Regions from separate parts of the Mus musculus genome. Here regions 1, 3, 4, 5, 6 and 7 are each linked to region 2. The links are chromatin loops, found by intact Hi-C in ENCODE. Cell type or tissue: left cerebral cortex. All regions are shown on one strand.

Evidence for each region. A loop is a pair of places that touch in the nucleus more often than their neighbours do. Peaks named below come from ENCODE experiments on the same cell type or tissue, not always from the same donor. Only the 100,000 strongest peaks of a DNase experiment are listed, where the experiment ranks them.
Region 1: a loop joins it to region 2, with 3.0 times the contacts of the local background. A loop is called at or near these places in 23 of 42 quality-filtered maps.
Region 3: a loop joins it to region 2, with 7 times the contacts of the local background. A loop is called at or near these places in 21 of 42 quality-filtered maps.
Region 4: it touches region 2 in a loop (3-fold over the local background); 11 of 42 quality-filtered maps call a loop at or near these places.
Region 5: it touches region 2 in a loop (4-fold over the local background); 21 of 42 quality-filtered maps call a loop at or near these places.
Region 6: it touches region 2 in a loop (4-fold over the local background); 5 of 42 quality-filtered maps call a loop at or near these places.
Region 7: it touches region 2 in a loop (3-fold over the local background); 2 of 42 quality-filtered maps call a loop at or near these places.

Annotation. Positions count from the first base shown.
Region 1 is chr6:48,627,286-48,631,285 of GRCm38, reverse strand. It overlaps the pseudogene AI854703. Among named protein-coding and RNA genes, the nearest start is that of Gm38804, 15 kb to the right of the region's middle. In left cerebral cortex, no CTCF peak of the experiment used is centred here; DNase peaks (open chromatin) are centred at 2,237, 3,015, 3,484, 3,748 and 2 more places; H3K4me3 peaks cover 2,522 bases; H3K27ac peaks cover 2,570 bases.
Region 2 is chr6:48,537,271-48,541,270 of GRCm38, reverse strand. It overlaps Atp6v0e2 (ATPase, H+ transporting, lysosomal V0 subunit E2), which reads right to left and starts at 3,702. Exons shown (of 4, transcript NM_133764.3): 1 at 3,417-3,702; 2 at 2,000-2,047; 3 at 1,105-1,231; 4 at 1-843. The coding sequence starts at 3,520. The coding sequence ends at 1,138. It overlaps 1700026J14Rik (RIKEN cDNA 1700026J14 gene), which reads left to right and starts at 3,797. Exons shown (of 2, transcript NR_130985.1): 1 at 3,797-4,000. In left cerebral cortex, CTCF peaks have their summits at 1,542, 1,742 (motif pointing left) and 3,629; DNase peaks (open chromatin) are centred at 1,275, 1,724, 2,239 and 3,663; H3K4me3 peaks cover 2,559 bases; H3K27ac peaks cover 2,039 bases.
Region 3 is chr6:48,643,650-48,647,649 of GRCm38, reverse strand. Gimap8 (GTPase, IMAP family member 8) reads right to left here and starts at 416. Exons shown (of 6, transcript NM_001077410.1): 1 at 365-416; 2 at 123-243. The coding sequence starts at 214. In left cerebral cortex, CTCF peaks have their summits at 486 (motif pointing left) and 1,813 (motif pointing left); DNase peaks (open chromatin) are centred at 484 and 1,805.
Region 4 is chr6:48,770,021-48,774,020 of GRCm38, reverse strand. It overlaps Gimap3 (GTPase, IMAP family member 3), which reads left to right and starts at 3,170. Exons shown (of 5, transcript NM_031247.3): 1 at 3,170-3,379. In left cerebral cortex, a CTCF peak has its summit at 1,799 (motif pointing right); a DNase peak (open chromatin) is centred at 1,826.
Region 5 is chr6:48,176,428-48,180,427 of GRCm38, reverse strand. The region is part of intron 1 of Gm16630 (predicted gene, 16630); the gene reads left to right. Among named protein-coding and RNA genes, the nearest start is that of n-TCgca8, 7.9 kb to the left of the region's middle. In left cerebral cortex, a CTCF peak has its summit at 2,325 (motif pointing left); a DNase peak (open chromatin) is centred at 2,306.
Region 6 is chr6:48,442,328-48,446,327 of GRCm38, reverse strand. Zfp467 (zinc finger protein 467) reads left to right here and starts at 503. Exons shown (of 5, transcript NM_020589.2): 1 at 503-975; 2 at 2,841-2,916; 3 at 3,590-3,703. The coding sequence starts at 2,883. It also overlaps a transcript of Sspo not described here. In left cerebral cortex, no CTCF peak of the experiment used is centred here; DNase peaks (open chromatin) are centred at 597, 750, 1,761 and 2,112; H3K4me3 peaks cover 2,673 bases; H3K27ac peaks cover 2,532 bases.
Region 7 is chr6:48,396,066-48,400,065 of GRCm38, reverse strand. All of the region lies in intron 1 of Krba1 (KRAB-A domain containing 1), which reads right to left. Among named protein-coding and RNA genes, the nearest start is that of Krba1, 2.5 kb to the right of the region's middle. In left cerebral cortex, a CTCF peak has its summit at 2,473; DNase peaks (open chromatin) are centred at 2,515 and 3,735; H3K4me3 peaks cover 623 bases; H3K27ac peaks cover 1,293 bases.

The DNA.
Region 1 (4,000 bases), 90 kb before region 2:
TCCATAATATTACAATAACCCCCAGGGATCTCAGGCAGAAGTGATTCCAGAGGAGGCGCATGGCATTGAGGTGGGACAGAGAGCAAAAGCAATGAACAGCCTCCAGCACCAAGCACGGGCCTAGCTGGAAGCAAGGGCTCAGGGAACAGAGGCCAGCTCAGAGGTCGCAGCTTCCTAACTTCATATCCCTGCACCTGTCAAACCCAGTGATAACCTGCCCATGATAGCCTATCACCCGGCCCCTGGCCACATGCCCAGGTTCTCCCAGCTGCATTTTCAATAATTCAACAATAGAGCTGACGTGTTTTCAGGTCCAAAATGAAAAACCAAAGCCCAGACTTGACCTGCTATAGTGACGCTAATTATTTGCTGTAATTTGGAACAAGTTTGGGCAAATCGTGGTTTCCTTGTTTGTCAAATGGCAGAAAAGGCCAGTACCTCCGAGTGACAACTTGTAAACATGGGTCTTCAAGCAAGCCCTAGCTAGCAGTCTTACCAGACGACCTTGGCCATCTTGACTGAGGCCTCCCTTCTCATTACCTGAATGAGCCTCAAGGCTTTGTGCATCCATCCATCCTCCCAGGGCCTCTGTTCTCATTCTAAATCACAGATCCGTGCTCCCTGCACTCATGACAAATGTCTGGTGTACCTTCCCTCTGAACAAATCCTAGTCCTTGCTGTCCGGAACCCATCCTTCTGCTTCCCAACTCTCCCTACAGAAATCCTGTCCCTCTAGAACTAAGGACAAAGCCATCAAAGCCCCTTAGGTAAAGCCAGACACCATCCCAACTCAGAGCAGGCTGTCCCAGAGTAGCCCATATCTCTGTGCAGATACCCTACACCCTGTCCCAGGCATGAGTGTGGACTTCTTAAGTAACTCCAGACAAATGGCTTCACCTTCTGATAACAGTGAAGCCTCGTGGCACCCCAGGGAAAAGGTAAAGGTTTTTCATCTTCATCTCCAACTTACAGATAAGCAAACTGAGACATGGAGTGGAATGGCTTCTCAAGGCCACCAGGCAGTGGGTACAGGAGGCTGAGGCTTTGGGGACCGAGCTTGGGTCTGGGAACCGTGGCAAGTGACCTTCTCCAAGTAGCTTTCAAGTCTGACATGCTGGGAATGAAGATCGGGTACGCAGTAAGTCATGGAGACCAACACAAGTCCCCACCCACCCACCCCCCTTCCTGACCTAGACAGCCAACACTACACGCCCACTCCACACTCCCCACTCCCACCACCCTCACACCTCAGGGGACTCTGGCCAACCCTGTGAGTCTCACCTGCTCTAGGCAGCCGGAGGAGGCAAATTAATGCAGGTGCCCAAAGCAGATACATGCAGCCAGCCAAGGGGTCCAAGGGCAGGAAGACAAGGGGGAGGGGTGGCCCGGAGGCCTTTCAACACCCTAAGCTGGCCCTGCCCCCTCCCAGGAGCCCATCCAGACAGGGCACTGCAATTTAGCACCCTTGGATGTGGCTTCTGGATTGGAGACAGCTGGTGGTAGCAGGTCTCCCACAGGTCATAGCACACGGCTCAAATGGGCCGCTTGGCTCTCGGGCCCGTGGCCATGGCTGCGCTGGTGGGTCTTGAGCGAACCCTCACGCGCGAAGCTCTTGCCGCAGCGAGGGCAGAAGTAGGGTCGCCGCTCCCCGAAGACACCGGGACGGCGCGGGTGCGGCGTGGGCATGCGCGCGTGGGTGCGCTGGTGGTTGAGCAGGAAGCGCGGCTCGCGGAAGCAGCGACCGCACTGCGCGCACTGGTGCGGCTTCTCGCCGCTGTGGATGCGCTGGTGCGTGAGCAGATTCTGCTTGAGGCTGAAGCAGCGGCCGCACTCGGGGCAGGCGAAGGGCCGCTCGCCGGTGTGCGTGCGCTGGTGCACCTCCAGGTTGTGTTTGACGCTGAAGGCCTTGCCGCACTCGGGACACACGAAGGCGGCTGCGCGGCCAGCCCCCACGTGCGCCTTCTGGTGCCGCACCAGGCTGGGCTGCTGGGAGAAGGTCTGCCCGCACAGTGGGCAGCGGTGGCACTGTTCCTCCGCCGGGTGGTGGATAACCAGGCCTTGATCGTCCCCCAGACCCTCCTCCCCGTCCCCTGTAGGGGACCCTCCCCTGGAGGACACCAGCTCTGTCATGGGCACTTCCAGATGCAATCACCAGCTCCTGGAGAAGCAGAAGCGGAGAGAGGGATCAAGGAAGACCCCAGGGTCAGCCATTCTCCAGCCTGAGGAAACACTCACTTCCTACAACCTCCACTGTTTGCCCAGCTAGTTTTGCTTTGTTTTGACTCATCACAGTCTGTCATCCCCGGCTCCTCTCAAGAGCCACCTCCTTCTACAAGTCTCCCCTGACTTCTCCAGCATACTCTTGCAGTCCACTGCCCAGCTTTGTGACCTTTATCGTCACCCTGGAATAACCTCAAGAACAGAGAGCTACCTTCTGTGACAAGGCACATCAAGCCCTGTGCCTTTGACATAAAAGACACAGGCTAAAAACTGCTGGAACTCCCAGGAGCAGATTCTCTAGTCAGATGCCCAAGCATAGGCGGTGACCCAAAACCTTCAGGAAGGAAGGTCACCAATGGCTTAAAGCAGGAAGTAAAATACCTCCCCCCCACCTCACCACCACCACCACACACCCCCACCCGGGGAAAGTTGAAGGTGACCCCTCCCCGGGTTAACCATTAAAAGTAGTCCCACTGTTTAATAAGATGAATCATACATTTGAAAAGCTGCAGATCACTGAACCAAAGCAAGAGCTCCCAAGGAGACAAGCCTGGTCCAAAGGCTGACCACCACACTCATCACCCCAGCACTGGGCTCCCATCATGCCTGGTGTAAAGATTGTCTTCCCAGGCCACTAGGCCTCTCTGAAATAGTTCCCCACTACCCTCACAACATCCTTGAACAGGGAGAACAGCGTCCCTGAGCCCAGGTTTGTAAATGGAACAACTGAAGCTGGGAGAAACCAACATACTTGTCCAAGGTCACACAGCAAGGTGAGCCAGGACTAGGCCCTAAGTCTCCTGACTCACTGTTGAAATTGAAAATGTTTCACTATACTAGCGGCTCAGCAACTAAACATCCCTTGACACACACGCCTACCAATACCCCAGCCACCACAAACCCATTCATTCTCAAAGGGTCACGGCCCCTATAGGGCATGGTGACTTGCTATCACGCCCAAGCCTTGTAGAGCAACTGGGACCCACTCCATTCACTCCCCCCATCAGAAAAGCTTGATTAGGGTTCCCTTAAAACCTCCCTTCAGGTCATCTCCATACTTCCAGCCTCAGTCAATCAACCTGCAGGGTCAGGGTCTCAGAGACACCCTCTATCTTCCCCTACCTTCAGGCCAAGGTGGAATTGGCACTTAACCCTAGAGAAAAGGATTAGAACCCATTGCCCTGTGGCTCCACCCATAATCCCTCCCCAGACATCTGTGTTGGCATTAGCAAAGACAGACCCATCAAAGTCTTCTTGTCCAATCTGAGCATGGTCCTGTCATTGGGCAACCTCCCCACTTTCCCTACAGACCTCTGACCAGGGCCTGGAGGGTCTAAAGCCTTGGTTTTCTGTCCCTCCCCCAAGTTCCTCCATCAGGTGCCCCACTCACATCCCAACCTGCTCCCCTTCTGCAGCCTGCAGCAGCTTTTTCCTCAAGAGTCTGAGCAGCCCAAGGAAAAAACAGTTAAGTCTCCCGCAGCGCTGCGCCCTTCTTCCCCGCCCCCCATAAAGCCGAAAAGCCTCCTGCCGCGCTGGTCTGGTCAAACCCCTGCCTTAATTCCAAAAGCTCACCCCACCCAGCGAGACTCTCACAGCCTTGTTAACTCAGGGGTCCGAGAAATGTGACAAGCTGTGCATCGCAACCCCACCCCTAGGAACATAAATAGGCCGCCACCCAGCTTCCGCAGCCCACCTTGTTGAGCTGCCAACCCCATCTCCTGGAGGAACGCATGCAATCGACCCACCCGGTGCCCGCAGCGCCCCCCGCGAGACCGCGGGA
Region 2 (4,000 bases):
TAGTACCCCAGAAACGTCACCTTTGTCTATCCCCCAACCTCAACTCCAAATCTCTTCAATGGTACTGGGATCTGCCCCACCACAACCCAATGAAGAGTGGCAAAAAGGGTTGTACCCCAACTGACAGGTACTAGGGAGTGGGCGATCTTATCTACAGAGGGAGAGGAAAGTGACTAGAACATTCCAAAGACACACTACCTCCCTCCCATGCCAAGTGATTTCCCTGCTGCTAAAGGCTAAACATGGAGGCTTTGATCCTGACTGTGCCGGGTTTTTGGTGTGACTGCTTCTTTAAGACATCAGCACCTCCAGGAATGTCACATCTACAAGTGTCAGAGACTAAATGGATATCATTCACTTCAGAGCTGGAGGAGGCCTGTGACCCTGACCCAATATTTCAACACGGTGGAGACAGAGTTAAAAAGCCTAGAGATTTTGGGCCACATGTCCCTTCTCCACAAAGACTCAAGTCCTTTCTGGTACTGGGCTGAGTCCTGCCTTCTGCTCCCTGGATGAAAATAGATAACAGCAGGTCCAGCTCCTTGACCGGGATCTGCTTGGAAGAAAGAGGGAAGTGCCAAGTGTGGGAATTTAAGCTCAGGTAAGCTCCCACTGTGGCCTGACTGAGCACGGGGCTTGCCCAACATGGAGGGCCGCTAATAGCTGGGAACACAGGGGAAACTGAGACCAGAAACTGAAACCAGGTTGGCTCTGGGGGTTATGGATTCCACAGCATGATGGCAGGGCGAGCACAGGATGGTCATACAGATGGGTGGGGCCAGAGGGAATGCAGGGTCTCCAGGGACATCAAGGCTGGGCCATTCACCCTTCACAGCAGGGCATCTGAAAAGCACACACCATTAAGAATTACCACTGAGACAACCTTCTCCTCCCCCGCCCTGCCCCTGCCCTGACTCACCCCACAACCCCCCACCCCCACCCCGTTCCTTGGAAAGCTCCTCAGACTACTAGCATTGCCTTTCATTCCCCTTGCTAAATAAACTAATTCCTGAGTCCAAAGGAAGCCCCTGTGGTGGCCCTGACCCCCTTCCTCCCACCACAGGCCCCTCAGTTCACTCTCACGTCAGTCCTTCCCTTCAGTACCTGAGGCCAGAAGCCAGCTGATCACCCCAGGGGTCACTCCCACAGGAAACGCACGTACCAGATGGTCTCATTCTTCAGTTGTGGCCCAAACAGGGGGTTCAGTTGGGCCAAGATGGCGATGAGCCAGCTGCCAGGATAGCAGAGTGAGGGGGGTCCTGGACACAGAGGGACCCACCATACCCAACATACCAAGGGAGGACTCGGCTACTCTCTTTCAAAGAGCATGGCAGGGTCTGTGTCCTGGTTGGTACAGGGAATGGGTTCAGGATTTGTGAATTTTGATGTGAGTTTATTTTATTTTCTCTAAGTATATAATGTCCCTGAGCTGGGGCTGGACCCAGGGTGAGGGTGTCCTTGGGCCTTAAGAAGCCACTCCAGGGTGGTGAGATGGCTCAGCAGGTAAGAGCACACGACTGCTCTTCCAAAGGTCCTGAGTTCAAATCCCAGCAACCACATGGTGGCTCACAACCATCCGTAATGAGATCTGACTCCCTCTTCTGGTGTGTCTGAAGACAGCTACAGTGTACTTACATATAATAAATAAATAAATAAATCTTTAAAAAAAAAGAAGAAGCCACTCCAGCTCTGTCACACACACTCTGCTGCCCCCTAGTGGTTACACTGGCTCTATCACAAACACCCAGCACTTGTTAGCAGTATGATGCCCTGACTTCTGTATGACTGAGTCTAGAGTAGAGCATGAAAACTGTGTTTGAACAACCAATCTGGAGGATTCTGATGCCCAGTTAGGAGCAGATACTACTGAACTGGTCCACAACTCACGTACCTCACAGCTCAGCTGGGGGCACCACAAACTGCAACTGTCAACTGAGGCAAAATCAGACCCAACTAGTGGTCACCACAGCCCCCAGCTCCTGGGGAAGGCAATACTCACAAGAGGTAACAGCAGACAGCAGTAGCTACCAGCATGGTGATGATCACCCTGAAACAGCAAAGAAGGAAAAGCAGCATTGGTACACGGGGCCCTGTGTCAGCCCTCCTGGTGCTACCTGAACACCAGCATCTCCAGGATGCTGGGGTCCGCTCCAAGTAAGAATTACAAGATTGTCTACATCCAAACGGTGTTGTAAATCTCTTCCTTCTCCATCAGCAAACACCTCTCCATCTGTATGCTGGAGAAGGCTTGCCCACACTCCATCTGTGGCCACCCACCAGAGGATGGCCTCAAAATTCATCCAGCAACATCAAAGAAAACAAAAGACCACAGTACAAGGCAAGAAGCAAGGGCACAGCCACTGTTGACAGAGGCTGGGCTGTTATAGAAAAAGCAGGGGCTTTGGATCCACTCAGGAAATCAGAGAGACAGAGTCTTACAACACAGCTGAAGGGACAAGGAGCTCACCAAGACTTCCAGAAGAGATGACATGGAGAGTGATTACAAAGCAAGTCCAGTTTAAATCGTGTGTGTGTGTGTGTGTGTATACACATGTGTGCTGGCTTCCAAAAGCCAGAAAGGGCCTCAGATCTCCTGGAGCCATAGTTAAAACAGTTCTGAGTCTCTCAATATGGGTGCCAGATTCTGGTCCACTGGAAGCAGAAGGTGCTCTGTCCAGCAATCACTTTCACATTTGTAGGAATAAAGGCGATGCCCATCCGTCTATGCCTCCAGTTTAGGCTAAGTCTAATCCATGACAGAGCCTAAGCACTTCAAGGTGGTGCTGAACGGATTAGTGCCCCAGCCCTCCCTTAACACTACAAGGCAGCTGGGACCACTCCTGGCTGTGCAGTGGATTGTCAGTGCTGAGAAAATGGACAAAGGGCAAAGTGTGAGGCTTTCATGACTTGAGAGGCTAACAGGAGAAGGGGCTGGCATGTGGTGCAGAAAATCTGCTAGGAATCTTCCAAAAATGAAGGCAGCTAAAAACATCCAGTATACATACACAGCATGCCCAGGACATTGCTTAGGGCAGACCTCACACCAGCCCTACAAAGCAGGTGTTGCCAGAGCCCCTATTTTCCTCAGTGAAGAAATTGAGGCCTGGCATTTGCCCAATGTCACACAAGAATAAGCAAGGAGTGTCCATATGCAGCCTTTACCGACTGCATGGGTGTGGGTGACCTTTAGCCACCTGCTTGCCCTGACATCTGAATCTATCCGTTCACCCAGCCCTCTAGCCTGTTTCCTGGCTGCCCCAGCCCAGGTGCAGAGATCTGGAAGAAGTCATGTAGGGGCGTCTCTGTGAGGGCATGAATTGCAGGGTAGCAAGCTGGGAGCCCAGTGTTAATGGGTGAGCCCAGCTAGGGGACAGGGAAGCGTCTGCAGGGAATCGAGGCCTGCTCGCCTTTCTTACCCGCGGTTGGGTCCTTTGGGCACGAACCAGGGCCCAGCGATGCCGATGAGGCCCCAGAATGTGGTGAAGATGATGACAGGGAGGGCAAAGGAATGGGCTGTCATGGCTGGGTGCGCGATGCTCAGGTGGGGTATCAGATCGAACGGCAGACTCTAAGCAGGTGCAAGTCTCGGCAGAGGGCTGTGCGCATGCGCAACGGAATCTCAGCCGGGAAGGCCCTGGACCAAGCGAATCTGCGCTCGCGCATCCCTGAACATCGTCCGCTGGGATAGCTCGCCGCTATCACGCAGAACCAAGGGCGGGACTTCCGAGGAACCTTTCCTTTGATTGGCTGGGTCGGTTTGCTCCGATTTTGCAGGTGATTCTAGGCTTAGGTTTGCGCTTTCTTATTCTCGCTAGAAAGTGGCAGGTCACTTGCAGTGCTCGGGCAGCCCAAGGTGGCTGGGGACAGGATTGGAGGAGACCCTAACCAGAACGGAGGCTTTGTGGGGACCACAGGGGTTTCGACCAGAGGACTTCGTGGAGCTGAGAGGCCACAAACTTGGCCTGAGCTAAAGCCTCCCCTCAGCGAAGTGAAGCTTGCA
Region 3 (4,000 bases), 110 kb before region 2:
TAATTCCAGCTCTTGAAATCCAACCCAACACAGGGCAGACTGCCTTCCACAGTCTAAACTTATCACCCCCCCCCAAGCTATAATAGACCCCCCCCACACACACACACACCTCTGAAACATACCTCGGTCTTTCCCCCTGTCCTACTGATGCTTCACAGCTTCTGTGCTCTGCCTGGCTTCCTGCAGCTGCTCCTTGGTGGGATGAAGTCGCCATCTCTGCCCTCAGGTCAGTGGAAGCAAATCCTAAAGAGGGCCAAGAGCCACACAAGGAGAGTTAAAGATTTACCAGGCCACCCCAGTCTCCCTGGCAGGAGGATTTCCAAATGTTTCTAGGAAGAAAGAGGTTTCTAGAAGCATGTCTTACATCAGTAGAGCCTGAGAAGGAGCTCAGAGCACATAGGATGAACACGGAAGGGGCTTAGGGAGGGGCCGGTGTGAACACAAAGGCACAGGTCTTCTGGAGATGCCCTTGGGTGCCACCATGTGGCTGTGGGAGCACAGTCATTCACACTGCTACAGACAAAGATGGTAACAGAAAGGCCTACTTGGGTCTTGTCCTAGTAAGCTTCAGCTATGAATGTAACACAGACCTAGAGTCATCTGGGTAGAAAAAAAAAAAAAACAAAAAAAACACGACTGAATGATTGCCTATAACAGACTGGCCTGTGGCCATGCCTGAGAGCCATTTTCTTAATTGCTGATTTATATTAGAGTCCGTCAGGGTGGCCTGTGTCATCCCTCGGCAGGTGGCCCGAGCTGTGTAAGAAAGGCAGCTGAGCAAGCCAGAGGGAAAGGTAAGCAGCATTCCTTCATGGTCTCGGCTTTAGCTCCTGTCTCCAGGTTCCTGCCTGGAGCTCCTGCCCTGGCCTCTCTCCTGCAGATTATCACTTGTAGACTGAAATCAACCTTTTCCTCCTCAAGTTGCTTTTGGTCTTGATGTTTATCGCAGCAACAGAAAAGCAAACTAGATCAGGTCTATTCTTTGCAAAGACCAAAATCGGAAGTTTTTGATGAAGTCAGTTTGGGAGTAAAACCCAGCAGACTTTCCTCTTGGCTCATCCCCACCACCGTCTCCCTCAGCCTGGACTGATCACACAATGTAGATAAAACTACAAAGGAACCATTTGCTTTCTCCCAGAATAAAGTGCTCCCTCATAGATGAGAAAAAGCTTTCCCCCAGCTAGCAAAACACAGAAATGTTTGAACCTGAGTTTTCATATGACTCACAGAACTCACTGTGTCCCAGCGACCTAATCTGATCTGTACTTCCTAAGCAAGGGGCACACTGAGAACAGCATGGTTTCCTTGTTAGAAGTCTAAAGTGACGTGTGCTTATGCTATAAGGATCCTGAAGGATTTGGGGAACAGGGCACATACAGACTCATACACTGGCAAAGAAAACTGCCCTATCCCCCTCCCCCTCCCATTCACTCACCTCACCTTAATAAAGAAGGTCCACTCATAGAACAGTCCCCACCTCCCCTGGGCACCAGGTCAGTGCATAGAATACCATCTAATTAAAATGTTGAGGTGAAAACTATAGACTAGGATATACAGGTGCCTGTGAGGCTGAGCTAAGGGCTAGCAAGCTCTTGCTGCTCCAAAACTGAGAAGCCATGGACTTGGGGGCGGGTCGGGGGGAAGGGCAGGCGTCCTAAATGAAATAATAAGCTTTGGAAGAGTGCTTAAAGTGAAATTAAAGCTTCTCACAACTTCTTCGTGACTTAGCAGGTCGACGATTGGTTTGCTGAATGATTTTGCTCTGCGGCCTTTCTGGTTTGGCTCTAAGGAAGGATGGGGTCTCCTGCCCTCTAGTGGCCGTGTGTAACGACACATGGAGCAAATGAGAACCTGAAAGGTCCCTGCTGACTCTCCTAGCTCTCAGTAGGGACAGGACAAAGTGGGACTATAAACTAACAGAAATTGCATAAGGAGAAAGATGCGGTCATGCAAGGAGGAGTCTACGACGGCCATGAATTGTGTTAGACACAGAGGCTAATCTGTGCGTCACGCACTTTAAGACCAGCACTTGGGAGGCAGAGGCAGGTGAAGCTCTGTGAGGTCCAGGCCAGCCGGAGCTACATAGTGAAACTATGTCTCCAAACACAAACAAAAAAGAAGAGGGAACATTTGCAAGGATCCCACAGTCTCAAGTCAGGGAAGCCGCGGAGCCTGCCACAGTGAAACTACCTATGGGGTGTGAGCACCGTGGTATGTTGGCGAGCCGTGGGAGCAAGGGAGAATATGTGCTGTGGAAACCCCCACTTCCCTTCTGCAGTTGACAGACAGTAGCGGAGGCTACATTTGATGGAACCTGTGAGTGAGGAGGATGATAGCGCACTGTAATCTGGAAGGGTCAGGAGCTACGTTTCCCCCTGGGAGGTTTCTCGCTTTTGGTGTGTGGTGTGAAGACATTCAGGGAAAGTTTTCTGGAGTGCTCTGAAGATCTCCTTTTCTGCCCGCTCCTGTTCCTGTCCTGGTGCTCAGTGCTGCTTTTGAGAATGGCAGGAGCAGAGCATGTGGCTATGATGTTCACCCTGACACTTTCCATTCTGCCAGGCTTTCTTATGCACCGGACCTACCAGAGGAAGTAAAGTTTTACTTTTCCAGAGTGGTGGCAAGTCCTCCTCCACCTCCTCCTCCTCCTCCTCCTCCTCCTCCTCCTCCTCCTTCTTCTTCTTCTTCTTCTTCTTCTTCTTCTTCTTCTTCTTCTCTCTCTCTCTCTCTCTCTCTCTCTCTCTCTCTCTCTCCTGATTTATGGCGAGTTTTGGTTTGTGAGCATCTTTTCTGGGTCAGTTCAGTATAACCAACTAGATAGCTTTAAGTGAAGACTGGGACCATTGCATCCCCGCGGTCAGGGAAGCTTCCTTTCCTTGGGGGAACCCAGAAAAAAGGTGCAACTTGAGTTAATGGGGTACAGTTGGCTCTTCTTTCCCTCCAAGTGCCAGCATTCAGGGTAAATGTTGGCCTCTGGTTGAACCCATAATGCAATGTGTGTCCTTTTATTCCCTATAACTGATCTCTAGAATTGGCCTATGTTTAGTCTCCAGACACTGATCTTAAAAAACTGCCAAGCCTCTCCCCCAGCATAAGTGAGCCCCACCTCTAGTTAACACTAACCAGTTCACTTCATTAACCTGTCAACAACCAACCCTTTGCCTTCGCCCAGCTGTTCTGAATACCTGGGTTAAGCTCTGTGTTGTCAAGGTACAAATTTTCTATCTTGATTCTGCTAAGCATATATGCTTATTAAATGTAGTCAACCTGTATGTTCTTTGGGTTTCTTCTTACATTGTTCAATAGTGTTCACCCCATGTAATTGCTTATATGTCGTTTGTGTGTGGGGGGGTTGCAGGGGCTAGCCTGTATCCATGACTGACTTGGGTTTTAAGTATCTATTTTACTTAGCATGTGGGAAGCACACATGAATACTGAGTTCAGAAGACAACCTGAAGGATTTGGTTCTCTCTTGCCACGTGGGCTCTGGGAATTGAACTCAGGTTGACAACAAAAATGCCTTAACCCACTGAGCCATCTTATCAGCCCTAATTTTATGTGCTTGTTATCAATATATATGTTCTGTATGCCATAGTAAAATATATGTTAAGTGGTATGATTTCATGATAAAGTTTCTCCACTCTCAAAAAGACTTTGATGCTAGTGGCCTATAAATATTCAAGAATGCATGACAATTTTCAGACAAGCTGGGCTGCCTAGCAGAGAGGTTCAGATTAACCAAGCCACCTGGAAGAGGCTGCAGGCTGGGCAGTAAGCTCCGGGTTCCAGTTTTCTCCAGCGGGTGGGCTTTGGGGATGCAGTTGTCTTTGAGTCACTTTTGATCCTGTAAGTAACCCCTTATCCATATGCCTATAAGCAATCCCAATAAAACTCACTGGTTCACCCAACTGGACTCTGGTGGCATCCTTGCTGTGGTCAGTTAGTCAGCTTCCTATGTGAAAGTAGATATTTGTCTCCCCAGAAGTGTCCCATGGCAGACAGT
Region 4 (4,000 bases), 230 kb before region 2:
CTTCACTGTGATGTAAGAGGCAGAGGCAGCCAGAGAAAGAAATGTCAGCATCCCAGGGTCGAATCAGCCCTCTGCAGTCATTTAAGACTAACTCACGGAGATGGAGAGATGGAGAGATGGCCGAGCAGCTAAGAACACTTTCTGGTCTTCCTAAGAAACCAAGTTTGGTTCCCAGACCCCACATCAGCTCACGGCCTTCTGCAGTTTCAGCTCCAGGGGACCTAATACCTTCTTCTGGCATGACCTTCACTCATGTGCACACACAATCACATATTCATACACACAGAAATAAAATAAACATTCTCCCAGCACTCCCACCAGCATTGCCAGCTGGTGACCTTGGCTATCTCTCGCTATGCTTTTACAGGCTTTGATTTGTCAAGTACGAGCGACCATTGCTCTCCTACCCTTTATTTTCCTCTTCTCATCCCTTTTCAACCCCCCTCTCTATTTCACCTCCTTTACTCTGATTCTTGCCCTGTCTCATCCCTTTTTATCCTCTGCTGAGTTTAAATTAATTAACTTTATTAAAAATAAGTTCTTAAAAATTCATTTAACCTATATTTTCTCTTTTATATGTATAAATGGTTTTGTCTGCAATGTATATGTGCACCGTGTGCTACAGTGCCTGCAGAGGCTAGAAGAAAATGTTGGGATGAGTTACAGATGGTTGTGAGTGCTGGGAATTGAACTCGAGTCTTCTGAAAGAGCAGCTGATGGTCTCAACTGCGGTTATCTCTCCATCCTCAGCAGTTTTAAATTTACAGAAAATCTGAGCAGAAAGTACAGAGGGGGCATGCTCTCCTTACCAGTTTCTCCTATCAGTAACATGTTGCATTAGTGGAGTATTGTTGCTGTCCATGGAATTGTATTCATGTATTTTATTAACTAAAGTGTGTAGCTTTACAGCAGGGGTCACTCATGGTGTTTGACATCCTGTGGGTCCTGACAAGTGGGTGATAACAGCAACCCACAGGTCAGATAGAATATCTCATTAGCATAGATTCCTCTGACTTCACTGTTCATTTCTCCCTCTACTTCCCCAAGTCCCTGACCACAGGTGATCTTCACAGTTGTCCTTTCCAGCATGCGACAGAGCTGTGGCTATACAGCACAGAGCCCTGCCAGATCAGCTTCTTTCACGTAGCAGCATGTATATACGTTCCCTCTGAGGCTCCATGTGTCCTGCTAACGCATCTCTTTGTAGTTCCCATTGCCCGGGTGTGTCACACCCACCTACTAAAGTGTATCTGAGTTGTCTCTGCATTTGGATGGGCTTTGTGAACAAATCTGCCATAGGCATTCGTGTTTGGACTCTCGTGTGGGTACAGCAGCATGGTTTTAAACAAGGTGATGAGAAAGGAGGGCTCTCTAGAGTAGCAAGTCAAAAGGAAAGCATTTGTTGAGGCTGAGAGGCGACGGTTAGCCTTCAGTGAGTAAGAACTTTTTATGTGCAAGCATGAGAACCTAAGTTGGAATCCCCAGCATCCAAATAAAAATCTGGGCATGACTGCTTGTGCCTGTAATCTCAGCATCGGGCGCAAAGTGGCAGGTCCTAGAGCTCCTGGCAGTCAACCTAGTAGAAATCAAGAATTCACTGAGAGATCCTATTTCAAGGCAATAGGGTATCGCAGTAATAGAAGACACCTTCAGTCAGTCTTCTGGCTTTCCTGTGTTCACTCAGGAGCATGTGCACGTGCGAGCTCAGGCACATCAAAAATAAACAAACAACTCCCCCAAACCACTGTTCAATATTTCCAGACTGGGCAAAACAGAACACAGCAAACCAGCAGGTAACCAGCAGGGGGCAGTGTTTGCAAGACGTCGACGCCAGTTCCCACTCCCTTCCTACAGTTTTGAGCCTCAGGCTCTTGTTCTCATTGGCTGCAGTCTGGCTTCCTTTCCTGCTGACCGTCCCTTCACAGCAGGATGCACCTTCCCTTTGGAGGCGTGGACCAGAAAGCTGCAGTGAGAAAAGGTTCCAAACAATCCCTGAGTTCTGTGAGGAAGAAATCACACTGCAGGAGCTGAGGTGGATTCAGGAACCCACAAGAGCATACATGTCAATTAAAACAACAAAACAAAACAACAGCCAGGCAGTGGTGGCTCACACCTTTAATCCCAGCACTTGGGAGGCAGAGGCAGGCAGATAGTTCTGAGTTCAAGGCCAGCCTGGTCTACAGACCGGGACAGCCAGGGCTACACAGAGAAACCCTGTCTCGAAAAAAACCAACAAACAAAACAAAACAAAAAGCTAAGGATATGAACATGCAGGTTATAGGAACAACATCTATATTCATTTCACCCAAATAGATCCCATATCCCACTCTCCTCCTTGAACATTCTTTTGTTTAAAAAAAAAAAAAAATCACCCAAACTTGGGATTGGAGGGATGGCTCAGTAGTTAAGGAGCCTTACAAGTGTTAATAGTTCCAGATCCAGGGGATCCAGCAGCCTCTCCTGGCTTCTGCAAGCACCAGGCATGTGCAGAGGGCACTTGCATACATGTAGGCAAAACACTCATACGCGGAAAAGAACAGCAAGTGAATAAAAAAGTGATCTGAACTCAAACACACGGCTAAGTGGAACTCCTCCAGGGAGGAGACCTGGCTCACTCCGGATCCTGAGTCCTGCAGGGCAGCAGGCAGAGGCACAGGGACTTGGGATTCCACTAAGTGCTGTTGCTTTGCCTAAACCATACTATAGACTGGGTAGCTAGCTTCATGGCTTCTGTGGAGACAAGGTCTGCCCAGGTGAGAAAACCTAAGCCTTGTTCTCCCATACTCTCCCTAGAAGCCAGGGTACCTTAGCCAGGCTCAAGCATGATAGCTATTGATCTGTCCAGTGGGCCCTGGAGAGAGCCACTTTAGGCTCAACTGCCACCTCAAATTCCATCTAAGAAGCTACCTCCGGATGGCAGAGGTAAACAGCAGAGCAGAAGAGATGCATGCTGTCTGCCTGGTGAGGAGGAGCAGAAGCTAGAGTCTTGGGTTGCCCATGCTTTTAGACTTCTAGATTCTCTTAGGCCCATAGAGAATACTTTGTACACAAACATCTCAGTGGTGTGGCCGATGAGGGTGGAGCAGGAAGCAGAACTTTTTTTTTTTTTTTAAATCAACCTTTTCCACTGGCTGCCTTCTTCAGTGGCCCTCAGAGCACCCCTTTTCAGAGAAACTCATGTACATCACCCTTTCCCACCCCTCAGGAGACACCGTCTTCCTCCCCCTGGAAGACAGATCTTGTGAGCTGGCCTTCACCTCTTGTAGCTCTTGTACTTTTACGAAAGACTACAAACCAATGTGAGAGGCTGCCTAGGCCTGGAAGGTAGCTCCACAGTGGCTATAGATCTTGAATGGAAAGATCCTCAGGAACTCACCAGGTAACAGGGATCTTGTGGTGTGTGTGTGTGTGTGTGTGTGTGTGTGTGTGTGTGTGTGTGGTGTTCTTCTATCCTGCTCACCCTTAAATCTACCAGTAACAATTAGTGTCAACCTGAAGGGAAAGACAACTGATCTTTTTTCATAGACTGTAGAGAAATTCCTGTTCCCCAGGGACTTTTAGTCTTGTCTGTGGAACATCAGTGAGTTTTCTCCCTCACAGAACAAGGCTAACACACCACTGAGGACTCAGGAGAGGTGGACTCTTAGACATTCTCCTTGCTTTCCAAGGGCGAAAGGGAGCAGACAAGCTTCTAAAGCAATTTCCCTAGAGCTGTCAGCCAGGCTTGTATTGAGTGTCTGGGAACCAGAGAGCAGCTGGAGGGGAACCAGTCTTTGGGACGGGGCATCAGACCGGGTTTTGTGAGCTGGGAAATTAGAGTTGTGGCAGGAAGATGGAACGTGGGCCCCATGGGTGATCTGAAGTTCATACACTACCCATCGTCCAGAAGGAACCCTAGCTGTCTGACTAGCATTCGCTTTATCCAGTCGGGGTCAGGACTCTATCAATGGATAAGAACAACCCCAGGCTCTTCCCCAGAGCCTTGGGTTCCTCGATGTTG
Region 5 (4,000 bases), 360 kb after region 2:
CCCCATTGAATTTTTCTCCTTTCTAAATTAATTATTTTATTTATTTACATCCCAGACATTGCCCCCCACCCCCAAATCCTGATCCCCTCCCAGAGCTCCTCACCCCATCCCCCATCCCGTTCGACTTTGAGATGGTGCCCTGCCCCAGGCATCCCCCTTCCCAGGGGCATCCCATTGGATTTTTCAAAACAGAAACTTCTGTCCCAGTGTCTATTAAAAGCTTAACTGGGTGACCTGCAATGACACAGTGACCAAGGGTTCTTGGAGTCTGAAGAGGGCAGAGGCCTGGTGCCTTCATTTTGGTTCACTGTCTCACTTTTTCAGTTGAGAGGGTTTTCTGGGTTTAGGATAGTTTGAAGGTTCATTCTTCCTGGAAACAGAATGTACACTGATCCCTTTCCTGGGGGCCTTCTTCATCTTCCCCATTTTTTCCTGTTTCCTTTTGGGGGATTTTTTTTGGGTGGGGGGTACAAGCAATTCGAAGCTTAGAGTGGGCTTACTGGAAAACACGATCTTTGTCTGTCTCTGTGTGGCTCAATCAATGGCCAAGGCAGCTTATTTTTGTCTTTTTTCAGTGTTTTGATTATTATAAACCTTTTGGTTCACTTTGATGAACTGAGAGGTATTTACCCCTGCCAAGTCCTCTAGCTTTTGGAGGTGTCTTTTGTTTCTGGATGTCCAGAGGTGATTGAGTGACAAGCTAAGCTTAATGTCCTAGCAGTTTATGGAACCTGTGGATCAAAATTATATATAATTTTGTAATTGTTTCAGAAATGCCCTGGGATATTCTTTTGGGCCCCAAAGAACCTGAGTAGTCTTAGACAAACTAGTGCGTTTTTGAGCTGCACCCTAGATTCCAGTTGTAAGGCACCAATGAAAAGTGTTCAGGGCCTGGGAACCTCATTGGTACTGGGGGTTGGGTTCCCAATCAGGCCTCTTGGATGGGAAATCTGTTTCAAAGGGGAGTGACTTTTCCACATCCATACCAGTTGCTGAAGAAAAAATCTCTCTCTCTCTCTCTCTCTCTCTCTCTCTCTCTCTCTCTCTCTCTCTCTCTCTCTCTCTCCTGCCTCTGTTGTTGTGATTATAAGAAGATAAAGGATATAAGGAGATATGTTCTGTGGTGAGGTATGAGGGAAAGGGGTGTCTCAGTGGGCCCATGCTGAGGCATCCCTTCTGCCTAAAGGACCGGCCACACCACAATGGTATAATATAGAATAGAGTTTATTTAGGGCATGGGGAGGGAAGTCAAGAAGGTAGTAGAGGCAGAGAAAGGCAGAGAGGAGAGAGGAGAGAAGTAGAGGCCAGCCATGGCCACATGGAGAGAGGGAGAAAGGGAATGGGGAGAGACTGGGAGCAAGGGGGTAAGAGAGACAAGAGAACAAAAGAGGGAGGAGGGGGGCAAGCAGCCCCTTTTATAGTGAGCCAGGCCTACCTGGGGGTGGAGTCCAGACAGAGTACCAACATCTGTCCCAATAAGTAAAGAGGCAGAAGTTGGTGACAGTCATATCAGGTAGTGGGTGTAGAGGATGGAGTCTAGGAGGGCATAGGGTTCAGGGGTGATCAGAAAGGGGGGAAGGGTCTAGGTCTTCCAGTTCCAGAAGCAGAGAAAGGATCACAGATCAGGAAAGAGTGATGTCCTCTGAAGTCATTGTCACTGCTCCAGGATGGAGCAACACCTTCTATAGTGGAAAAACAGGTCAGTGACAGGGAACCCAGCATCAGAGCGGAGCACCCTGCCCCCCACCCCTGGCAAGCGTACTCACTGAAGCCTCTGGTAGCTCAGGCCTTGGTTCAGCTTTCTGGCTAACACTGCAAGGGCCTAGGACATTCAGCAGATCCCCATCTTCTGGGCAGGAGTGGGAGTCTGGGCACCCAGGATCGGGCTGGGCTTGTGACCAAAGCAAGGGTATCCTGAACTGGGTGTCCTATGAATGCCCACCCCCACCCCCAACCCCACTGCATGCCCTGATGCCCCACCCCCTCACCCCCACCTTAGAGGCACTGGAGGAGGGGCAGCTGTGTGTGACTCCAGGAGCAGACTGAGATAACTAGAATTTTCCTGTCCTAGAGAGAAAGGGAGACTCCTCCTTTCCTTCCTTCCTTCCTTCCTTCCTTCCTTCCTTCCTTCCTTCCTTCCTTCCTCCCTCCCTCCCTCCCTCCCTCCCTCCCTCCCTTCCTTCCTCCCTCCATCTCTTCCTCACTCCTCCCCCTCTCCTTTTCTGTTGTAGACAAAAAAAAAAAAAAAAAAAAAAAAAAAAGACAGCTAACAACAATGTACACAGGATGCCACCTAGTGGCAGAATCCAGAGAAATCCGCAGAATTTTAAGCAAGTCACCCAACTTACTTTTGGGGAGAGGAGTCAAAATGGAAACACCAGCAACAAAATCAAGGAATTAAATAAAAAATTCCCTGGACCAAGCTTGCTCATCACCCGTTCACTCATTTATACAAGTGGCTGGCCATTCATTCAAGCAAAATCAAAGCCACATCTCTCATGAGAGGTAGAACCAAGATAGTAACTCCCAGTATAGCATTGGAGAATTGGGGAAGGATTTCCTGTTGAAGTTTTTATTCCCAAGCAGAAAAAAATTCCAGACCATAAGAGGGCTCCCTAAATGGGGATATCTTTCCATAATCTCAAGAAAGATCCCTTGGGCATATATTCCTTTTCCATAAGAAAGTGTCTCCCAGGAAAAGGGCCTATTCCTCTAAATTAGGGGGTTTCCTCCAGAGCCTAGCTAGCCCCTTTAATTAAAAGGCTCCCCATGGGCCTCAAACTCAACGTGGACTCAGTATACAGACTTACAACTGTGGAGTGTCAGAGGACTGTTTTAATGTCAGTGATACGGTAGTCACTCCAGACCTGTCGAGACTCAGTGAAAGAGCAGGGCCTTGGAGCATTTGCCAGGGTTGCCTTCCCTGCAGCCTCTCCCTGGCAGCAAAGGCCATGAGTGAGGCGAGTCCCACGGAGCATGCCATCAGTGAGGATGGAGCCTCCAAATGAAATGATCCATGCAAAGTATTTATTCATAACCACACTGATTAAGTCAATTAAAGCCCAAGCTGAGGGCACCAAGTGTGTGTTGTTAAAAGATAACAATTACATCAGTGTTTGAAGGGGGTCACATTAGTGAGGGGACTGGGGCAGCCTAATAACCTCTGCTTTTGTTGTAAAGTTCAGTAGTGTTTTCCATAATCCATTTTAGAACAAGGACATGGACAGTTACAAAAGTATTGTTAAGATGAAAGTGGCTGTTGGGAGATGAAAGGCTAAAAAGAAACAAGACAAAGACAAAATAAAATTAGGAGAGGATGGCATTACTTTAGTCATTTAAAACAAAATGGAGAGGCCCAGATGAAGGTGGAGGTTAAAGGGATGTTTGCATGCATGACAAGTCTTTTTCCTGTGGAGACACAACACACACACCTACTCACCACAGATAAGGAGTCCATGACAGACTAAAGTGTGAGTACTACCCAAGTTCAATTTGGTGAGCTAATAAGTTTAATTGGGGTTACTTACAAGAATGTGGGAACAACTGCACCACCAAAGCCAACCCCAGCATGAGTGACAGTTCATAAAAACATGGAACCTGGAGCATCCTGCATAGCCTGCAGGTAGCTCAATAGGTTGGAGAGTCTTTTCCAAGTGATTCAGTTGATCTATACCTCTTCCAGGCAGATCAGCTGGTCTCCGCTTTTTTCCCCTTGGTTTGTCTGTGAATGACCCTCAGACAGCTTTACTGCTTACTCTGGGAAGGAAGGAGGGACCTAGTGAATCTGGTCAGTTTCAGGGACTTCCTGAAACTATTTTGAGTTATTTGCCTTCTGCTTAAGGAGCTTCCCTGCAGAATAGAATGGTTCAATAGCCAAAGAAACTGCTACACAACAGACCACCCCTTCCTACAGCTCTTGGAGTCTTTCTGACCTCTCTTTCTGGAAGACCCCTGATCCCTGGAGGGGGTAACTATAGATATCCATCTATGTCATAGCTAC
Region 6 (4,000 bases), 95 kb after region 2:
TACCTGCACCCATGAGCAGAAATGGTGGAAGTCTGGGGAGAGATCCACACCTAACGCCAGGAGGTTTTCTTACCCACGGACAACACTCCCCCGCCCCCGCCCAGCCCCGCCCCACCTCACCCCCTGCAGTTTCCATGCCTGTCCAGCGGTCTCAGTCGGGGACTTGGTTCCTTTTTCCCCATTTTCTACTTTGAGAGCCCTCTCTCTGCCCTCTTAGATTGGTTCTTAATCCTCAGTCTCCGCGGTGAGACTTGGATCGCGTCCTCCGGTCTGGGTGGATCCTGGTGGAGAGTTTTTTGACCGATTCTCCCAATCTCTGCTGGCCAGACAGTCTCCCGCGGGACCGCGGCGCTACCACTTACTCGGCTGCCACTGGCGATTTTAAAGACAGCCATACACACATTGCTCTCCTCCCCAAACACGCCCCCTCCTCTCCCTACTCCCCCCAACTCTTCACTACTACCACCACCACCCCGTTCCGCGCTCCACCTTTCTCCAGCTCCTCCCTCCTAGGCTGTGAGCACCCTCCCTTCTAGCCCGAGTGCCCTTCCTTCTAGCCTCTTCTTCTCCTTCCTCTCCCCTCTGCCCTTCCTCGGTCCTAAGCTCCCACTTTCCATCTCCACACTCCGGGCATCTTGCCCTCAGACCGTCACCTGCACCCAAGCCCATTAGTGCACCCTCCCGCGGCAGGTCTCTCGAAGACCCTCCGCTTTAGCCTGTGCCCCGGAGCAGTGTTCCCGCTTCCCGGGTTCCTCCCCCCGATCACCCGCAACGCTGCCCCACACCCTCTCCCTCCGCGTCTTTCCTTCCCCTCCCCGCGAAGTTTCAGGGCTGTCAGTCCCGGAGTCTTTCGGGCAGCCCGCACCCAAGCTGCAGGCAGCCGGCGCCATTGTGCAAACGGCCGCCCGGGACCGGAGGCCCGAGCGCCTGGGTCCCCGAAGCGGGCCGCGGCACGTAGCCGCAGGAGCCCGCCAGGTAAGGACACCCGAGACTCCCGGGCAGGCGTCTCCCCCGCCACCCAAACGGAGCTTTACAAGCCCTGCCGACCCACGGCAGGTGACAACCCCGAGGGAAGGGGCGCGCAGACGCGAGTGTGGGGGAGGGGGGGGGTCAGACCAGGAGGGAAGGGAGTCAGGAGGGAGGGTCCTGGCGCAGATGGGGAGACTAGGAAACTGGAGGGGAGGGCAAGGACTCGGGGAGGCCCGGTGGGAGCAGGTGGGAAGAGGGCGGGAGGGGCCTGCGGGGAGGATCCCCAGGAGCGGGAGTAGGGTTCCTCGGGATAGAGGAAGGGTCCAGTGCGAAAGGGCAGGAAACGGGCTCAGGGATGGGGCTGGTCGGGAGCGAAGGACGCTGACAGGTGAGCCTAGAGCAGGGCAGGGGGCCGGGACCCGGAGTGACTCCGGAGCTCTAACAGGGGCGGGGATTGGGGGGAGTCTAGTCAGAAGGAAAACTCCGGAGAGGGCGTGAAGTCAGTGGGGAGCAGAAATGGGCAAGGGGGCTGCTGAGAGGGAGGTGTGTTGGGAAGAAAGGGGTATGGGGAGGGGCAGAACGAGGGAGTAGGTCCAGAGAATGTGGGGTTAGCTTGGATTCCCCCCCCCAAGATGGGGGGCGTGAGACCTGGAAGCTAGGGAGCGGACTAGGAGGGGGAGGGGAAGAACAAGGCTGGGGACCGGGAGGGGAGAGAAGCGGAGCCGGAGCTTGCAGGGTAGGCAGAGGGGGAAGGGAGGCGGGGGCCGCTGAGGGGGGAAGGAGAGCAGCGGGAGGGAGGGAAGCAGAGGGGAGGCTGGTGTGGGGGAGGGGGAGGGAACTGAGGAGAGGAAAGAAGGAAAAGAAACCCGAGTGGGGGAGGAGAGGGGAGGGGCAAGCGGATGGGGGAGAGCAGCTGAGAAGGGGAGGGCGGGAGTGGGGGGGGGGAGGAAGGAAAAGAGGAGGGGGAAGGAAGGGAGGGAGTGTGCAGCCTGGGGAGGGGGTGGCGTGCGGAGAACTAGGCGGGCGGGCACAGGAGGAAGGGGGAGGGGAGCGCTGCCCAAGACTGCTGGTAGAGGAGGGTCGGGAGAGGCCGTAGCTGCTGAGGGCCGACTCGAAGGGGGCCCCTGGGGGTTGACCCGACGGGTGCGCGCAAGGGAGGAGCCAAAGGGGCGGGGCAAGAGGAGGAGCCCCAAAAGGCTGCCAGATTTGGTGGGGAGAGAGGGCGGAAGGCAGCGAGAGGGGAGGGGCAGAGGGAAGGCTGCCAGGGAAGGGGGAGGGGAGCCTGCTAAAGGAGGGGCAGAGAACCGGTTGGAAGTGGAGCTGAGAAGTGCAAAAATCGGGGAGTGTCCTGGCCTGGTGTGGGGGTTGTTCTCGCCCGGTTAGTCCTATGGGGGTTGTGAGTCTTTGAGGTAGGGGTTTAGGGAGAGGAAGTCAGAGTCATTTACTACCTCTGCAATAGCCCTTGTTCACCTCCTCCCACCCCCGTATCCCTAAAGTGTTACTGGTCCTCCAGGGCTGGCTCTCATTTCACTAGCTACTGCCCTAGGGGCTGAAGGGTCCACGTGTAGCTTCCCTCTCCCCATCTTGGTCCAGAGAATTAAGTGGTCCCTGTACTTACCCTGGCAAAGACACAGTGGGTGGTGAGTGACTGCTGATGGTTTGGGGACGGTTTTGAAGACTTGACAGGTGGGGACCAGGGCTGATATCCATTGCCAAGCAGAGTTTGCAGGAGGCTCCATGTGATTGGGTATTCATCTTCAGAGGCCTCTGTTCCCTCACCTGTGCCTAGGGCTTCACTTTGGAGTTCTTGGGGATAGCTGAGACCTAGCTGGAGGCCATCAGGAAGAATCTGAACAGGGCTGTCTTTTTAGGGTCTGTGGCCTGATCACCTAGGAGAGCCACTCCTGGTGGCCATGAGAGAGACCCTGGAGGCCCTGAACTCCTTGGGTGAGTGGGGGACAAAGGAACCAGGAGGGTGGGAGTTCCTAGGCATCCGAAGTGTAGCAGTGTCGTCCCTCAGGGGTATACAACCCTGAGCCCCAAACCATGGCAGCCTGGAGAAGCAGACATCTTTTTAGGTCACCATTATGTATCTCAGTGACCAGACCAGGATGATAATACTAGATTGTATGTGTGCATGGGATTCACAGAGAACTGGAAGCTAAAAGCAAGCAAGCAAGCAAACAAACAAACAAAACTCATTGCACTTACATATTTATTTATTGTGTTTATTATGTCTACCTCATGTGTGGAGGTGAGAGAACTTTTTTTTTTTTGAGTTATCTGCTACCATGTGGGTTTTGAACCAAATGCAGATCGTTAGGCACAGAGCAAGTACCTTTACCCACTGAGGCATCTCCCCCACCCAGCACTGGAATTCTTCTTCTTCTTTTTTTTTTTTTTTCCCTATTTCAAACTACCCAATTTCTTTTCTTTTTTCTCCCCTCGATTAAAAGGGCCGAGCTTAATACCTGGCCAGACTGCTGGGGAGCTTGGGCAGTCCTTTATCCATACAGACAAGAGGTACCTTTCTCCCCAGACCGGCTGGGAAAATGCCCCATCGCTGGTACCAGTTCAATACTAGAAGCTTCACTTGAACTCATCCCTCTGCCTATAACAGGATTCTCAGTGGGACAGCCAGAGATGGCTCCCCAGAGTGAGCCCAGGGATGGGTTCAGTAATGCCCAGGAGAAGATGTCATCCAGAGGAGAGAGCACACTGCACTCCTGCTCAGGTAAGTGGGTACCATGGAGTGTGGCTCTGGAGGGAATATTCCTTCTTCCACAAGCTATCTGTTAAGCACCTACTCTGCTGGAAGCTATTCCGGACAGTTGTAAAACCTTAGGCACTAAATAGACCTAGGTCCTTCCCTGCGAGGAACTTAATCTTAGAATGGGCAGCAGTCAGCCAACAAGAAATGTAAGCATGCTAAAAATTGTAAGCCACCGTAGAAGACAGAAAGTGCTATAGGGGTGATAACAGCACAGTGAGAGGGACCAAGTGGCTGCAGGTGGGCCGAGGCAGGAATGCC
Region 7 (4,000 bases), 140 kb after region 2:
TCTGGGAACCTGCCCTCAAATGTCCTCTTGACGTCACCCGAAAGATGGTGCCTTTGCGATTGCCGGACTTATCAGATGTGTTTCCACTGTCATGGACATAGCTATGGAGCTAACTACCCACTGAGCCTGAATCCTCATAGGTGTCTCTAAGCCTCAGATGCTCTTGGGGGACCCTACCACAGGACCCCATTACACTTGGCCATCTTACCCCCACCCCCATGTATTCTACCCATCACTTTCTAGCCTCCCCTTTGGCATCTCTGTGACAGCTCTGTCCTTTGGTCTCTTCTGGTGCTATCCTCTTCCCCCTCTCCCTTCTGGTATCCTAGCAGTCAGTGCCTGGGAACCATGGGGGCTGGCAAGTGGGAAGAAGCTGCTGAGAGCAGATTCCCAGGTCTGCCATAACAGCTCAGGGTCCAAATGGGCATATGTGTGCCTCCTGCAGACCAAATATCCATATTTTACTCCCACACTTTAAATATGTATAGATGCTGATGTGATGAACACTTATATCCCTTAAAAGTCATATAAATTATGGTGTATGAACATTGACCACCTCATGCACTTAGTAGACAACTACAGGGGATCAGAGAAGTTACACCATCAAGAAGGAAGGGGCCATAAAGCCCAAACAATAGAAGCCCCTGTTTATAATCTAACCTTCTCACTGTGATGGCTAAGGGAATCACTGGACTGTGTGGCCAAGCCATGGCAACACAAAGACCCAACCCAATGTGGCCTGCAACCCAAAGAGCTAGAACTGGCCGGCTGTTTCAGACCCTGCCAGAAGGAAGGGTGCTCCTACAGAATAGCATGGGCTTACAAACTGAGTTCAGCAAAAAAGAAAATCTTGTTTGTGGATCTCTGGCCTTGGCCACATGACCTGCATATTATGGCCTCCATAGCAGAACTCCTCCTAAATAGCAGCATGGCTCAGGCTACCACAGCTGTATGCTTATGAGACAGCTCTGCATTAGCACTTGGCTTTCCATGCAGGGTTCACTTTAGGTGAGAGTGATTAAGCTATACACAGATTAAGGCCATTATCTGGGGGAAGTAATTTCCTGATAAAAATGATGGGGCTAGCCTCTTCTTCCTCTCTTACTCGTGCTCTTCTGCTCTTCCGCCTTCCACGGTGGGACAACAGTGCTACTGGATGTGAAGAGCCTCCTGGTGCTCACAAGCTCATGTTTTAAAAGTTTGTTCCCTGTCTGCTGAATGATTTTAGGAGGCTATAGAAACTTTACAAAGTGGACCTAATACATCACTGAGTAAGGCCCTTTGGGATGTAGTACTCCTGGTTCCTTCATACCCAACCCCCTATCTCCCAATCACCAAGACGTAGAGAATGCACACTTTGCTGCCACAATGTTCTGCCCAAGTACAGGGGTCAAATGACCACAACTGAACCCCCTGAAAACATGAGTCATAGTAAACCTGGCCTCCCTTAGGTGTTTCTGCTAGGTCTGTGGTCAGAACCAGAAAAGCAGCTAACCACACATTAAGGCAACCCTTGCCAGGCACCAGGTCCTTGCCTTACACGTTAGATTTCTCAGCAGCTACAACTGTGGGGGGAAAAGAAATCTGGTTTGTTACTGTTTGCTTTTTGAGAGGCAGCCTCACTATTGTAGCTCTGGTTGTCCTAGAACTTATGTAGGTCAGGCAAGCTTTAGACTCACAAGAGAGTCTGCCTCCCAAGTGCTGGGATTAAAGGTGTGCACTGCCACACTCAGCCAAAATCTGTTCTTTATAAGTGACCCATCTTAGGTATTTTAACATAGAAATACAAAGGAGACAGGAGGCAAGATATTTCAACAGCTGTATCTGCATGCATTTTCAGTTTGTCAGCTTCATTTCTCACTAGAAGTAGGCACCTGGTTTCCCTCCTCCTGTGCTTCGATTACTATAACAGAATACCTGAGACAGGGTGATTATAAAGAAAATAAATTGACTTCTTACAGTTGCAGATGCTGAGAAATCCAGGGTCAAGGGGCCATGCTGGTTGAAGGCCTCCCTGCCACATCGTATGGTACGTGACAGTTTGATGGGGAAACAGAGAAAGCAAGCCAGAAAGGCCTTCTAAACAAGACTACTCCCCCAGTCACCCATCAACCCCAATGACTTTCCAACAAAGCATAAACATGACACTAGGCATTAAGTTCCTAACAGGTGAAATTCAGAGGATACTGTCAAGCCACAGCATTTCTATTAGTCTTTTGTGAGACTGCTCAGTCCTTTTGAGAGCCACAACCTAAGGTGCACGGAATGACCACATATTAGTCATGGGACTTCAGCCAAATGGCTGCCCTATCTGAGCATTAGCAAACTCATCTGTACTAGTGGATCATATCCTAGTCCACAGGGATACTGTACAGACAGGATTAATTACCATAGGCTACAATAAATCTAGCATAAATGCTGTGGCTCGTGTCACCAAGGCTATCTGCCTAATCTCCACCTCAGGCTCTTCTATACACCACTCCTGACTCTGGGGGGCAGCATAGGTGGCTCTTTATCTCAAGGCTAAATATAGCTGGCTCCTTTAGGCCTTTGCCTGCAATGTTTTCCAGGCCTCTCTCCAACTAGCCTCAAAAGGCCATCCTCACTGACAGGGTTTTGTTTTGATGCGGATGAGAACTCGCTCTGAGTGGAGAGATGCTCCCTTCAGAGCTTTCCCAAATGGAAGAAGTCGAATTGGGGATGTTGGTCAGATGGTAAAGTGTTTGCCTAGCATGCGCTGGAATTAAGTTCCCAGTGCCACACAAAGCCAGATATGGTAGCACATGCCTATGATTCAGGCCGTTGTAGGAAGGTCAGTCAGGTCAAAGTCATCTTCAGCCACATGAGAGTCTGTCTCCAAAAATATAAATAAAAAGCAAAGGAAGAGAGAGTGTGTGTGAAGGACAGGGAGTGGGGAAGGGGAAGAGACAGAGTGGATGGGGAGATTAACTTCAGAACAGCTACCGCTGGCTTGCCATCTGGACCTCTGCCCAATCATCAGAAGAAAACCTTCCAGGATTAACTAGGACCACTGTAGATGATCAATCTCCTTGCTCATAACTCCCATGATGGCTTCCTAAGAAACTGTGTCAGTCTCTGTATGAAATTTTAGTTTCAGCACTCAGTCTTGTATCAGCCTAGCCCCATTGCCCCAGCATGCCTCAGGCTACCAGGGTCAGACCCTGTACCATGGCTGCTACTCACTGTCCCCAACTGTAGACTGTGCACACACCCCTGTGATTCTGTCACCCCTGTCACAATGAACATAAAGATCTTAGACCATCTCTGCCCCTCTTCCTTAGCCTGGGACCTTGTACTCTCAGAGACCGTGCCTGACCATCTTCTCTATGCAGTATATGAATACTCTTCCTTGAACATCAGGTTGGAGAGATCTGTGGTTCAATTCCCTCATCTACAGAACAGAAAACCCAAATAAGCAGACTCTAGGATGGGGCCAGTGGGAGTATCTGAGCAAGAGTCTTGGGCTACCTGTTAGCCATAGCTAAAAAAGACGCTTCCAGGCCAGACAATGTTCGATTTACCTGGCTTATCGTTTCTCCTGAGATTCTTGTGGGGTATTAGTGATGTCCAGCCACGACCTCAACACAGTTGCCTAAGTTTGGCCAAAGCTCGTGGACCAAAATTGCACATCTGACTCTGGGTGTCTACCCAGAAGGCAGTGCAGCAACTGCCCTGGCATCTTCACAGCCCACGATCCTGCCGAAACTGTACCTAGGCCACAACAACTGATGTGGCTCTTCTTCAGCTCTGGGACTGACATATTTTACCAGCATTAACTTCGATCTGTTTTCTTTCTCCCCACTTTTCCGGCCCAATTCACGGGGATTACGTATCTTAACAAAAATAAATGTCAGATTTAGTTATTCCCCCAAGACCTGCTGAGGCTTCAGTCGTGCACACCCTCTCACGATCTTGTAATGAAAAGCCAAAGGAATGAGTTCCCCAGGTAGAAAAAAAGCTCCAGGTCCGTGTGTCCTGG